2 separate regions of the Homo sapiens genome follow, and region 1 is linked to region 2. Evidence: chromatin contacts called from ENCODE Hi-C or POLR2A ChIA-PET data. All regions are on one chromosome and are shown on one strand. Each heading gives the region's core, a stretch centred on a gene start or an enhancer-like site at or near the end of the contact. The rest is flanking DNA. Distances are from core to core; before and after follow the strand shown. Region 1 overlaps FBXO34 (F-box protein 34). Region 2 overlaps TBPL2 (TATA-box binding protein like 2).

What was found. Hi-C counts contacts between places; a loop is a spot of excess contacts on that map. ChIA-PET counts read pairs that join two places held with the same protein, here RNA polymerase II (POLR2A). Pooled maps may share reads with other maps.
Region 1: a loop to region 2 is called in a pooled map, with 3 times the contacts of the local background. The contact joins two enhancer-like sites. A Hi-C loop is called at or near these places in 6 of 50 pooled maps. POLR2A ChIA-PET finds 5 or more read pairs at or near these places in 5 of 52 experiments (CD4-positive, alpha-beta T cell, activated B cell, activated CD4-positive, alpha-beta T cell and 1 more).

Annotation. Positions count from the first base shown.
Region 1 is chr14:55,332,804-55,339,534 of GRCh38, forward strand. The region is part of intron 1 of FBXO34 (F-box protein 34); the gene reads left to right. Among named protein-coding and RNA genes, the nearest start is that of FBXO34-AS1, 64 kb to the left of the region's middle. Within about 2 kb of position 3,553, at least 5 of the 41 ENCODE cell types and tissues checked have a DNase peak (open chromatin) inside an H3K27ac peak, as active enhancers do.
Region 2 is chr14:55,425,660-55,432,758 of GRCh38, forward strand. It overlaps TBPL2 (TATA-box binding protein like 2), which reads right to left. Exons shown (of 7, transcript NM_199047.3): 5 at 3,148-3,315. It also overlaps a transcript of FBXO34 not described here. Among named protein-coding and RNA genes, the nearest start is that of TBPL2, 11 kb to the right of the region's middle. Within about 2 kb of position 4,557, at least 2 of the 41 ENCODE cell types and tissues checked have a DNase peak (open chromatin) inside an H3K27ac peak, as active enhancers do.

The sequences.
Region 1 (6,731 bases), core at 2,303-4,802, 94 kb before region 2:
CTTTTCTGTGCAGTGGTTGCAGGTTGTGAGGTATGGAGATACTGAGGGGTACGAGGCACTGTTTGTGGTGACATGAGAGCCACTAGCGGACAGAGACTGGGGAGAAGGATTGATCAGCTGGCGCATTAGCCCCAAGATGCAGGTGAATTTGGGAACAGAAAGAGGGCCAAATGAGATGTTTGTGAAAATACTTTGTCGATTTAAAACATTCCTTCCAGCTCAGGTGCTGTTATGTTTAGGGAAGATGTGCGTGTTTTCTCTTTCTAGTGGGCTATTGTTAGCTACAAGGTGACCTTGCCTCCTGCTTTGAGGGAGAAGGAAAAAGCTGGACCCACAAGACACAAATCCCAGCAGTCTGTGGTTACTGCTGGAATGATTACTGTTCTTTATTTGTACTATTAGTTGTCTCTAAGATTGGTAACAGGAAAGTGAGAATAAGCTTACTCTCAGAAATTTTTGTTGAGGGAGTTTTGTATAATTTCTGACTATTACCACATTCCCCTTTACTTCGACCCTCTTGGTTTTGCTGTTTGCTGTGCTCTAGTTTTACCATCTAATAACCCAGCACTAAAATCTGATCTTGGGTATCAGATTCTCCTTTGTGGTTTGGTTTGTTAATAATTGAAGTACCTAATGGTTCTGGGTGTGAACTGTGCATACTTGACAATCTAGAACCAGGGAAGTGAGTTTCCTATTGAAGTAATTAATAAAACCTTGTGGCTCTTAAAAATATATAAAAACTGTTACACAGAAATAACCAAAATGTAAACTTAACAGGATATAGTTTAATTATGTTTTTATAACATAAACCTTAAAGATAGAAGTATTTTTAAGCTTGTTGGTGTCCTGTTCCTTTCTAGTTTGGGTGTGTAGGAGTCTTTTTTATCAGGAATTTTGTTAGTGCTAATGCTGGGGTGGCTTTTTTTTTTTAAATCTATGTAAACATGACCCTATTAGACAGCTGTGTTTAATGTAGTAAAGACTCATGGGGAGACTTTATAGTGTTTCTTGTTGGGACTTAGTGTCTGTATATTTTAGTATTTAAAGGATGTGGTTTGGTGCTTTGAAAATGAGAGGGAGGTCACCTAACTCATAGCTGAATGCCTGCGTGTCTAGATTGTTCCGTCCTGGAGGTTATTAACAACATGAAAGTTGTTTTTATTCTAGTTAAACTGATAGTATTAAGTTAAATAACTTTATTGTGGAAGTGTTTGTTTACACATGGCTGCTGAGTAGAATTTTCCTTAAAATCTGATTACATAGGAATGTTTTAGTAAATAGAGTGCTGGAAAAAAGCTGCTACACAAGCCAGAGCCTGTTGTGCTTTGCAGAACAGTAACCAAGATGAAGAGTGGCCTCTTTTTCTCCACCTTTTCCACCGCTCATCTCAGAGAAAGCAGGGCGCTAATCAGGTGGAGCTGCTTAATTGCATTAAGTTCATGGGCTGCTCAAGGGTTGATTAGTCAGACTCATAAACTTCCAGTTATGAGATGCTTGCTGACTGGCTGGTTTAAGTCCTTAGGGTTTGATGCACATTCACTCTAATGAGTACTTACATGTACAGGGCACTGTGCTGTGTGCCCTGTGATGGACACAGAAAAGAATAAGATTACTTCTATCTTGAAGACAGGGTAGAACCTGGGAAGTGTCCCAGGGTAGAAACTGGGAAGGCACAGTTCTGGGAATTCAACGGAGGCATGTAGTTAGTAGCCATTGGGTAATATTGATGGGGTGGGGGTGGGGCAGTAGATGTGATCTGGGCAACGAGGAGCCAGTTGGAGAAGTGGTTTCAGTAGTTGCAGTGGGTAAAGCATGATAAAGATGCTCACAAAGCAGAGAGGAAAAGTAAAATTGACAGGATCAGGCCACTGTGAACATGAAGGGCAAGTTAGAGGAACTCAGGCGGAAGCTCTTCATCAGGAGCCCTGGAGCTTTCCCCAAAATCCTACCAAAATCACTTATGTATGTGCTTTGGTATTTTTGGGTGGCAGAGAACTTAGACCTTTTCTCACATGTTCGGAAGGGTCCAGCATCCAAAAAAGATTGACCACTGCTGCGCTGAGTTTTCATCCATTGGTGACAAGATGGTCAGACTTCTAGAGAAATAAGGTAGTTTTGTGGTAGAACAAACTCTTCCTTGTGGGAGGTATAGTGGGATTTGGGGAATAGGGTTTATGAAATGGTCCCCAGAGTGGGATGGCTTGCCTTTTCAAACTGGGTTTCCCACCCAGCAAGTTAAGTTGACCCATTGCAGTGGATTGAGTGGAGGGCAGGTGAAGGGCAGGTGTTTTCAAGTCAAAGGAGTTCAGGTGAAGGGCAGGTGCTTTTAGTCAAAGGAGTTCCTTAGCATTATTTCCTCCTTTATTTGGAGATCAGATTGAAGATGTAGGGGACTAGAATGCAGTTGTAGTTTGTGGTGTTTACTTTTTATGGAAAAGTGCCTCTTATGTGAAAAGTCTTCTGTGCTTGATCCTGGGGGTAGGGGGGTTATAAAAATGTCATACCTGGGATCCTGCCCTTAAGGAGTTGATGGTAGGTAATGCTTTCCTTTGGCTTTTTGTTCATCTTGAGTCTGTGTATGTTCAGTTATCTTCAGCCATTTCCTGGGCAATGGGAAACATTTCTGTTAAAACAAACTTCTGACTTTGATCTGTGACTTATATTTCTTTTTAGATAATGAAGAACCACTGGGATTAGAGGGTGTATAAAATACAATAATAAGTATAGTGTATGTAGGAACCTCTGTACAACCAATTTGGTGACTTTTAGGCAACTCATTTGACTATTTGACTGTTTGTTACATGAGTGTGCATTTGGCTTTGTTTAAAATTCCTCTATAAAGCACATTTTAAAAAATGACCCAGTACTTAGTATATAAGATGAACTGCCATTTGTATAATTGATCATTTAAAAATGCTTATTATACTTTTAATCAATCAGTTTCCATGTTTATGAAATGGGAATAATTATTATATCTAGCTCATAGAATTGTCCTGAAGATGAAATTTATATCCATATATACATAATGAAGCTCTTTAGAGCAATGTATAACTACATGCCAACTGTTCAAAAAATATTAATGGCTACATCACTATTAATATTTTAAAATTAGTACTGTCATTTTCCCTTCCTACATGACTGAATGTAGGAGGTGACTATTTTTGTTATAAAAGGATTTCCAATGAGATACCTTTGAATGGTAAAATTTCCTATGCATTTATTTAAATGTTTATATATATATGTCTTTAAAGTATGAAAGTTAAGTGCACTTATACAAGGCAGATTCAGGTACTAATTAAACTGCTCATTTAGATTACAGAATGAGGGACTGAAAATTATATGTATTTAATTAGGAATTGGATTGATTGGTCTTGACTGCTGTTGTCTTTCAGTTCTTTTTTATTGTTATACTTCCCATGTGTTTGTCTCCTTTTCTTTTTATCTTTTAAAAATTGCTTTCTGATTTATTTCCTGTTCAGTTTTCAGTAATGGGTGTAGAATAGGGCAAGAACTTATGTTGGTGCCCGTTGTTTGAACCAGGAAGGAGCAACTGCATCAGACAGCCTGGGGCTCAGTTGGGAGGGACTTCAGATCAGTCCCTGCAGAGCTGCCTGGCCCAGGGAACCACTGAATTCCAGTTTCCTAACTCCAAATCGGACAGTTTGTGGGTCTACACTGTATGTACATAATGAACATTTTAAGGCTCATTCATCCAGTGTTTTCCACATGCTCCCATTTGTTTAGTTCTCCTTTTTAAAAACCAATAATTATGGAAAAATTTAGCTATGTACAGAAATAGTAGTGAGAAACCCCCCACTTAGCCATCATGCAGCTTCAGCAGTTGATCATCTCATAGCCAGTCTTGTTTGCTCAATACTCCCAACCATTTCTTTTCTCCCATTTTATTTTGCAGGAAATCCCAGACATTATATCATTTAATCTAAAAGTATTTCAGGATGTATCTGTAAGAGATGAGGACTCAAAAATGCATACACACATTTTGAGAACTTCCCAGAAATGTAAAAAAAAAAAATGCTATACACATATAGAATATATACATGCACGCACACACACACACACACACACACACATATATACTATTTTATGGTCTGTCTGACTCAGAATCCTATGTGGTGTGTTTGGTTGGTAGGTCTCTTCACTCTTTTTTTTATTTTATTTTTTTTTTTTTTTTGAGACAGTCTCACTCTGTCGCCCAGGCTAGAGTGCAATGACACTATCTTGGCTCACTGCAACCTCCACCTCCTGGACTCGAGATCCTCTTGCCTTAGCCTCCTGAGTAGCTGGGACCACAGATGTCCACCACTGTGCCTGGCTAATTTTTGTATTTTTAGTAGAGACAGGGTCTCACCATGTTGCCCAGGCTGGTCTCTAACTCCTGAACTCAAGGGATTCACTCACCTTAGCCTCCCAAAGTGCTGGGATTACAGGCATGAGCCACTGCACCTGGTCCATGCTTATGGTTATATTTTAATGCTATTTTCTTCTATTCTCTAGCATTTCTCATTCTATGGAACAATTTTTTGTAAATAAATCCGTTATAAATTGACACCACAACAGTATATCTGTGCATGTTCTCTTCCATGTGTTCTGTATAGTTGTACCAGCCTTACTCTTTGATAATGTCATCGTCCTCAGGCCTCCGCTCAAGACTATCATATTCAATTTTTGAAGTCTCTTTTTGCCAAAAATAAAACTTGAATGTTTCTAATGATGGCTGCTTTTATTGCTAAGTTGATTTCAATACATTAGAAAATTACAGATTTGGAAATGAAAAGACTAAGGAATTGATGCATCTCTCTCAAATGTGCCTTGAGGGCAGAAATTCCTCAGTTTTGTTCATGCTGAAGCCGCAGGCTAGCACAATATCCGACACTTAGAGGGAAGTTAAATATTTGATAAACAAATGAATTTAATTTTAAGTAAGGTGTCAAACTTGAGGCATCCAGAATTGAACCTGAAGCCACAGTTCTGCCTCCTTTCACAGTCACACATCTTATACTCCACTTACCACTTGAAGATAAGCTTGCTGAGGAGTACCCTGCCATGGGCCCTTCAGAATCTCCTTTCCTCATTGCATAGTGTAGTGGTAAGAGCGTAGGCTTTGACTCCTGACCGCACACATATTGAGCTCTATGATATGCTTCCTGTGCGAACTTAGCAAGTTTCTTAACTTGCCTCTGATTCAGTTTCTCCATCTACAATTGGAGATAAGAGTATGTACTTCTTTTTTTTTTTTTTTTTTTGAGATGGAGTCTCGCTCTGTCGCCCAGGCTGGAGTGCAGTGGCACGATCTCAGCTCACTGCAACCTCTGCCTCCCGGATTCAAGCAATTCTCCTGCCTCAGTCTCCTGGGTAGCTGGGACTACAGGCACGTGCCACCACACCCAGCTAATTTTTTGTATTTTTAGTAGAGACGGGGTTTCACTGTGTTAGCCAGGATGGTCTCGATCTCCTGACCCCATGATCTGCCCGCCTCGGCCTCCCAAAGTGTTAGGATTACAGGCATGAGCCACTGCGGCCAGCGAGTATGGACTTCTTTTATGGGTATTGTGACCTTGATCTTTGTAAGTTCCTTAAGCCATCTCTGATTCAGTTTCTTCATCTACAGTTGTAGATAAGAGTATGTACTTCTTGGGGTTTTATGGGTATTTTGAGCTTAAAACAGTACCTGGCACATAGTAAACATTGTAGAGGTATTAGAGCTGTTATTATTCTAGAATAAAAACAAGTTATTCTCCTCTTACTCATTTTTACCTTTTATCTCTAGCTCTACCTTGGTTTCTTTTCTTAGGCCTAAAAACAGGCCAGGCGTGGTGCCTCACGCCTGTAATCCCAGCACTTTGGGAGGCCAAGGTGGGTGCATCACAAGGTCAGGAGATCGAGACCATCCTGGCTAACACGGTGAAACCCCATCTACTAAAAATACAAAAAATTAGCTGGGCATGGTGGCAGGCGCCTCTAGTCCCAGCTACTCGGGAGGCTGAGGCAGGAGAATGGCGTGAATCTGGGAGGCGGAGCTTGCAGTGAGCTGAGATTGCGCCACTGCACTCCAGCCTGGGCGACAGAGCGAGACTCCATCTCAAAAACAAAAAAAAACAAAAAAAAAAAAGCCAAAAAAAACCCCCCAAAAAAACCAGTTCTCTAAGATACAAAATCCTTGCCATAAAACTTGCACGCTTGTCTTGCTGGTAGCAGTGAAAATTAGCATTATCCCTTTGGAGAGTGGTTGGGCAAGATATATCCAGTTGTGAAAATACACTCTGACTCAATAATTTCACTTTTGGAAATATTTTCTAAGGACATACCCTTAAATGCATAGGAGACAGTATTCATGAAAATGTTACAATGTCCAGGTTTAGAGGGAATGGTTAAATATATTCTGGTACTTACACATTTACAATATTGGTTTTGAAGACTATGTAATATGGAAAATGTCTCCCTGTGATAAAAAGTACATTGTATGTACAATATGATCATAACCATATTAAGTAATATATACTGACATTCAGGAATTTCCCTAGGGTAGGACTTGTAACTGCTCCTTTAATCACCTGCCCCCCCCCCCAATCCTGGATCTATGCTAACCTGGTTCCAAAGGCCCAAATTTTACCTTGAAACTAGGTGCTCTGTATCCTTTGTCGAAGCCATTATCCTTTTTATATGGCTTTAGGAATTCCAAGTTTTGTCAGATTCTTGCAGAATAATACACA
Region 2 (7,099 bases), core at 3,307-5,806:
CTTTGACCCATCCTTCAAGTCTCATTTTAAATGTTACTTCCCCAAGAAAATCTTCCTTGATCTCTACCCACCCCCAATTACATTAAAGACCCTGCTTTATGGTCTCATAGCCCCTGAAGGGCCTTACCTTCACAGTCACCATGTTTCATTACTGTCATTGACTTGTCCATCTTTTCTTTTAGACAGTGATCTCTATGTGGGCAAGGGACTATAGCTATATTGCTTGCCATTATCATCCTAGCATCTGCTACATGGTAGTCACCTAGATCTTATTCATATAGCAAGTATTTATATCAGGATACCTTTGAATTAAAAATTAAAGAGGGGGCCGGGTGCGGTGGCTCACACCTGTAATCCTAGTACTTGGGAAGTCGAGGTGGGTGGATCGCCTGAGGTCAGGAGTTCAAGACCAGCCTGGCCAATATGGTAAAACCTCGTCTCTACTAAAAATACAAAAATTAGCCGGGTGTGGTGGTGGGTGCCTATAATACCAGCTACTCAGGAGGCTGAGGCAGGAGAATCACTTGAACCCTGGGGGGTGGAGGTTGCAGTGAGCTGAAATCATGCCACTTCACTCCAGCCTGGGCAAAAGAGCAAAACTCCATCTCAAAAAAAAAAAATAAATAAATAAAATAAAGAGGGAAAAATTCTCATTGACAACTGTGGAAATGATTATGTCATAGAAAGATTACCAGAGAAAGTGCCTGGTAACAAAAGGAGATACTTGTATTATTAAATGTTGACATACAAATTTGCAGAACCTGGGAAACTGAATGACCTTAGGGGTTTAACACAAGGCAAATTTGGCCTGATAATTATAACTGATTATGTAGCATGGTTCCCCACAGAGCTACAGACAATTAGAGAGGCCTCATGTTAAAAATTCAAATCTTCTAAGAGGTGTTTTTAATGTTCCCAGTGTCAAGAATACACACTCTGGAGTTGTAATCCATAACCTGAGGCTGACAGCCGAATGGAGAGGATGAGGGGGAGGCAAGAATGAGACTAGAAATAGAAAGTTGTGGGAATACAAAGCAAGCTTCCTGGCCAGATTAAAAAAAAAAAAAGAAAAGAAAAGAAAAGATGACTGAGATCATAAAACTGTCCCAGGAGGAAGATAGAACAGGGATGGGCCCACTCCGTCTGATGTATTCTCACTGCGCCTTACTGGCAACCCTTCCAGAAGCTGGTAGTAATAACAAGGGGCACCTATTCTAGACTTAGATCTGCTCTGCAAGGAAGATGCTGGTGAAAAAGAAATGAATGGACACTTGGGAAGAACCACACACATCATTTTCGAGCCCTGAATGGCCAGAAGGGAATGCTAAGTCTAATGTAGACACAACCTTAGAGTTCGGGCAGAGCTCTTGCAGATGTACACTAAGCCGATTCAGAGAAAGATAGGCTGGAGGCTCGTGACTTGAGAGTCTGGAAGATAAGACAACTTAAGCACTGGGAGACTCTTAGAAACAGGCTTTATTAGGAAATCTGCAAATTATGCCAAGATTGAAGGAAGAAAGATACCTAAAGAGGCAACATGTCTTACATGGGGGAATGGGAGGACTTTATAGGGAGCTCAGATTTTTAAAAAATGGGGTATATTTAGGCATTCAATAGCATACAGTGAAAAAACTGAAGAAAAAAGAAAACATAATCAAGAGAAAAATAAACATGTCAAAAGAAAAATAAGCATATCATAAAAGCTGAATCTCAGAATGAATGAAAATATTTTAGAAGAAAAAGGAATTTTTAACTTCCATTCAGATCATATCTGAAAGGAAAGCTAACAAATGTTAGGGAAAGCACAGCAATATGATCCCTATCTACTCTATTGACGGGATAATCATTCGATGGCCAAGAGAAGATAAGGCGTTGGAATGAAAGAACTTCAGTTCCAGCTTGGCCAAGAGAATTTAAGAGCATCTGTGATTAACCCAGGCCAAGTGCCCTAGCCCAGGTGTATATCTTGGTGAGTCAAGGGGTTTGGTGTCCATGAGTCACCCTCCATCCCTGCTCTCTGAGGGCCTGGGATGGGAGAGCCACCAAAACGGCTGGGGGCGGGGGAGGAGCACTAGCTGTTGAGACGGGAAGTCTGAAGTCAGGAAGGCTAGAGATATTCCCTAGGAAAAGGAATATACTACAGGCAACATTGTGTTGCGGGCTGCAGCTATATACACACACACACACACACACAGATAGGGGACAAACTAGTTAGGATTGCTTTTTTTTTTTTTTTTTTGAGACGGAGTCTGGCTGTGGCCCGGGCTGGAGTGCAGTGGCGCGATCTCTCACTGCAAGCTCCGTCTCCCGGGTTCACGCCATTCTCCTGCCTCAGCCTCCCAGGATTGCTTTCATAGAACGTGCTACAGCATTCTTTTTTCATCTTCTCCCCAATCCATTCTCCCCTCACCAGCTGTCAAGCCCCTTCCTACCGGCCTAGTCCATTTCACATGCCTTATCTTTTTTTTTTTTTTTTTTTTTTTTTTTTGAGACGGAGTCTCGCTCTGTCGCCCAGGCTGGAGTCCAGTGGCGCGAGGTCGGCTCACTGCAAGCTCCACCTCCTGGGTTCTGGCCATTCTTCTGCCTCAGCCTCCCGAGTAGCTGGGACTACAGGCGCCCGCTGCCACGCCCGGCTAATTTTTTGTATTTTTAGTAGAGACAGGGTTTCACCGTGTTAGCCAGGATGGTCTCGATCTCCTGACCTCGTGATCCGCCTGCCTCGGCCTCCCAACACATGCCTTATCTTGCCAGTGTCATTGCCAAGCTACGTTTGTATGCTTACAAATCTGTAGATTACTGGATCTCAATGTGTGGGCCTCTGACCAGTAGCACTGTCATCACCTTTGAGCTTTTTAGAAACACAAATTCTAGCAAAATCTCTGGTGAAGAAACCCAGCCAGAGATGTGTGCTTTAATAAGCTAAGTGATTGCTAAGCAATGTAAGTTTAAGAACCATGGTTTCAAAAGACTGGGCACATGTGGTAACCTATGAGAACTCAGGCATAGCATCTTAATCTTTTCACTATTGTGTCCCCCGCCTTTTTTTTTTTAATCACAATTTCTCTGAAAGATACTTTACGTAAGCAACCCATAATGTAACTTAAATATCTTGGTAAATTCAAAGTTCAAGCTATATAACCGTCATACCTACTGAACTGCTGATGGGTTAGCACCAAACCTTCCAGCCTGATGGGAAATCTCACATCACAGCTTCCAACCATGTTCTGAATTTTAAAATCGAGGAATCTGGCAGGGAACCCAAGCTTCTGCACCACACGAGCATATTTTCTTGCTGCAAGTCGAGACTGCTCTTCACTGGGGAGGGGCAAATATGTTTAAAGATGTCTTAATCGCTACATCCTCTCAACTACTGGTGTTGTATTGGATTGTTACCATTTGTACCACGTTTATCTTTCAATGTATACTATGAAGCTGTAGGCTTTGTGAGGAGGACTTACTTCCCATACTTTCGTCCCTAGCACCTTATAAAAGGTCTTGTAAAATTGTACAGCTGTTGAACAGAATCATAAATTTTTGTCTTCATTTGTCACCTTTCATATATGAAGTACTTTTACTTTTACTTGGGTGTTATTTGCTAAAACGATTCCAAGGATTCGCAAAGTGTGTCCCCAGACCAGCAGCTTCACCTGGGAACTTGTTAGAAATGCAAAGTCCCAGGTTCCACCTCAGACATGCAGAAACTCTGGGGGTGGGGCCGAGCAATCTGTCTTTTAACAAGCCCTCTAGGTAACTGTGCTGCTCACTGCAGTTTGGGAACCATTCATCCAGTCTCAAAGTATGTCCCATTTAGAAGAGAACAATGGCTGGGCACAGTGGCTCACGCCTGTAATCCCAGCACTTTGGGAGGCTGAGGCAGGCAGCTCACCTGAGGACAGTAGCTCGAGACCGGCCTGGCCAACATGATGAAACGCTGTCTCTACTAAAAATACAAAAAAATTAGCTGGACATGGTGGCGGGCACCTGTAATCCCAGCTACTCAGGAGGCTGAGGCAGGAGAATCACTTGAACCTGGGAGGCAGAGGTTGCAGTGAGCTGAGATCGCGCCATTGCACTCCAGCCTAGGCAACAAGAGTGAAACTCCGTCTCAAAAAAAAAAAAAAAAAAAAAAAGAAAACAACAAGAAAAAATAAGGACACATGCATACAAAAAAAAATCGCATATAAGGAGGTAAGATATGTGCTGATTGAGTGGCACAGACAAGGTATCAGTTCTTGAGTCTTTATTGGACACACTGTCCAAAACAACCACATGAAAATACCTCAAAACCCCCCTTGTTTTGCTCGGCTTTCTCACCCAATCTTCAATTCAATTCAAACTCAACACAAGAAGGACAGGAATTTGTCCTACTCTGTGGCTATGTCCTTTAAGTGTCTGTCCTGCTGCACCCCTAAATTCATAGCAGAGCCTGTGGAGTCCTGAGAGGTGAGGCTTCATTTCTCCTTAGGTATTTTTCAACTGTTAGTGACAAAACAAAACAGTAGGTAGCAACACCTGCAGGGTGAATCAGGTGAATTCCACCCCCCTCATGGGTTTGGCCCTATTTTTAGGCTGTAAATCAGAAACACCTGAAAGAAAAGCCAGTTTGAACTTGTTTGCCTGGACTAAAGCAAGTGTTTGATTCTCTTATCCAGATCCTTCACCAACACTGCCCCCTCTTGGGTATTCGTTACTACATACATGTGTCACCTCATTTAATGTTGATTCTCCTCACCCACTTTAAAAAAAAAAAAAAAAAAAAAAAAAGAGATTGGGTTTTTGCTCTGTTACCCAGGCTGGAGTGCAGTGGCATGATCATAGCTCACTGCAGCCTTGAACTTCTGGCCTTAAGTGATCCTCCTGCCTCAGCCTCCTAAGTAGCCTGCAGGGGCATGCACCACCACACCTGCCTAAATTTTTATAGAGACAGGGTCTTGCTGTCTTGCCCAGGCTGGGCTCAAACTCCAGGACTCAAGTGACCCTCCCAACCTCAGCCTCCCCAAGTACTGAGGTTACAGGTGTGAGCCACTGCACATGGCCATCTGTTGATCTGGTATCTACTCACTAGATTGACTACAGCTGCACAGCACTGCCCTTGGCTCTCTTCACCCACTTCTCACTCTTGAAATGTCCTTAGCAAGGCCATGTCCCCAGGTTAGCAGTAAAATAAACTGTTTCCATTTTGAACTACATTTTGCCTAACTAATCTATTACATTTCCCGTAATGTAAATAAGTTCAAATTTGTTCAAGTTTGCATAGTCCTGTAGTTTCTTGGGATATCAGCTGTGATATTCTAAGGACACAGAAGTTTCTATTGAAACAACTAATAGTTGAAAGTCTATATACATGTTCATTGTACAAACATTAGAAAGTAGTTTAAAAATCTTAAAATCTCACCCATACTGGTGTTAACTACCTAAATTTGATCTTCTGCACTTTTCCTACGCAAACACAGGTATCCCTCATACTCTTGCTGTTACAACAAAAGAGAATAGGTTTGGATAAAATGTGGAGATAATACTGGCACCTCTTATTAACTAAATTCTCACAACTCACTATCCAAAACTTCAAAACCAAATATATTTGGATAAAAAGTATCTCTTATTATCTGAACTCATTATCCAAACTTTCACTATCAGATTTTAGGAATAAATTCAGATAAGAAAAGACACTCATGAATGTGTGTAATATGTGTAACATGAGCATATTTTACAATGAAAGTTGGATAACAAACACCATTTAGCTGCTTACTTCTCCCTCTGCAATCCAACTTAATACAATGTGACCATCCTTTCAGCTCAGTATGTGTACTATATGGCTAATACAATTTTACTTTATGACTTCAAATTGAAACCCTATTATTAATTAGGTTTTCCCTGTTCTATTGCTGAAATGAACATTATTACAGACATCTTGCACAACTGTCCAATAATCACTTTAAAATGGAGATTCCTGGGATCAACATAAGAGAAAGTCCAGCAATGTACTCAGACACATGTGAAGAACTTAATATGTAAAAACAGATTGGGGGAAATGTAGTAACAATGGATCCTTCAATAAATGTATCTGAGTACCGACTGATCATTTGGGAAAAATAATTATCTTACATTGAAACAAAATTCTAGATCTGCTCTGTCCAATTAATATAAATTCAGTCCCTCAGTTGTATTAGCTGTATTTCAAGTGCTCAGTAGCCACATCTGACTAGTGGCTATATCATTGCATTAAACAGTGCAGATATAGAACATTTCCATCTAGAGAAAGCTCTAAGTGAATCAAAATACCAGCTATCCTTTTCCTATCACAAAGCAGGACCTGAAAAAGACCAAAAAATATATGAAAGTCAATATTTGTATAATACTGTGCACAAATGCCTTAAGGGCAAAGCCAAATGTAGAAAACAAAGAAAAAAATGGGATAAAATGAGTATACCCTTCAAAATTTGTGTTTTTTAAAAAACCCACCATAGGCCAGATGTAGTAGCTCACGCCTGTAATCCCAGCACTTTGGGAGACCAAGGTGGGAGGACTACTTGAGCCCAGGAGTTCGAGACCAGCCTGGGCAATATGGGGAAACCCCCGTCTCTACAAAAAAAAAAAAAAAAAATTAGCCAGGCCTGGTGGTGCATACCTGTGGTCCCAGCTACTTAAGAGGCCGAGCTGGAAGGATGGCTCCAGCCCGGGAGGTGGAGGTTGCAGTGAGCCCAGATCACACCACTGCACTCCATCCTGGATAACACAGTGAGACCGTGTCTCAGAAAAAAAAAAACAACAAATAAACAAACAACAAAAAAAACACCATAAAATACCATAAACAGTAATCTGAGAAAAAATATTTACAGTATAAAATGGTGAAAATAGTTAACAAAACAAAAACAAAAGATAAATCTCTCCATAGATAACTGAGCAAATGACATAGCAATTTCTGCACTTCTAAAAAGTTATTTAATCTCACTAGTAAATCAAAGAAATGTAAAACAATGTAACTTTTTGTCAATCAATTTAGCAAATATAAAAAGAATATCGACACCCAGTGTCCACAGGATAAAATGAACACTTAGTACATTTATAGAGCGAGAAATTGGCACAACTTTTCAGGAGG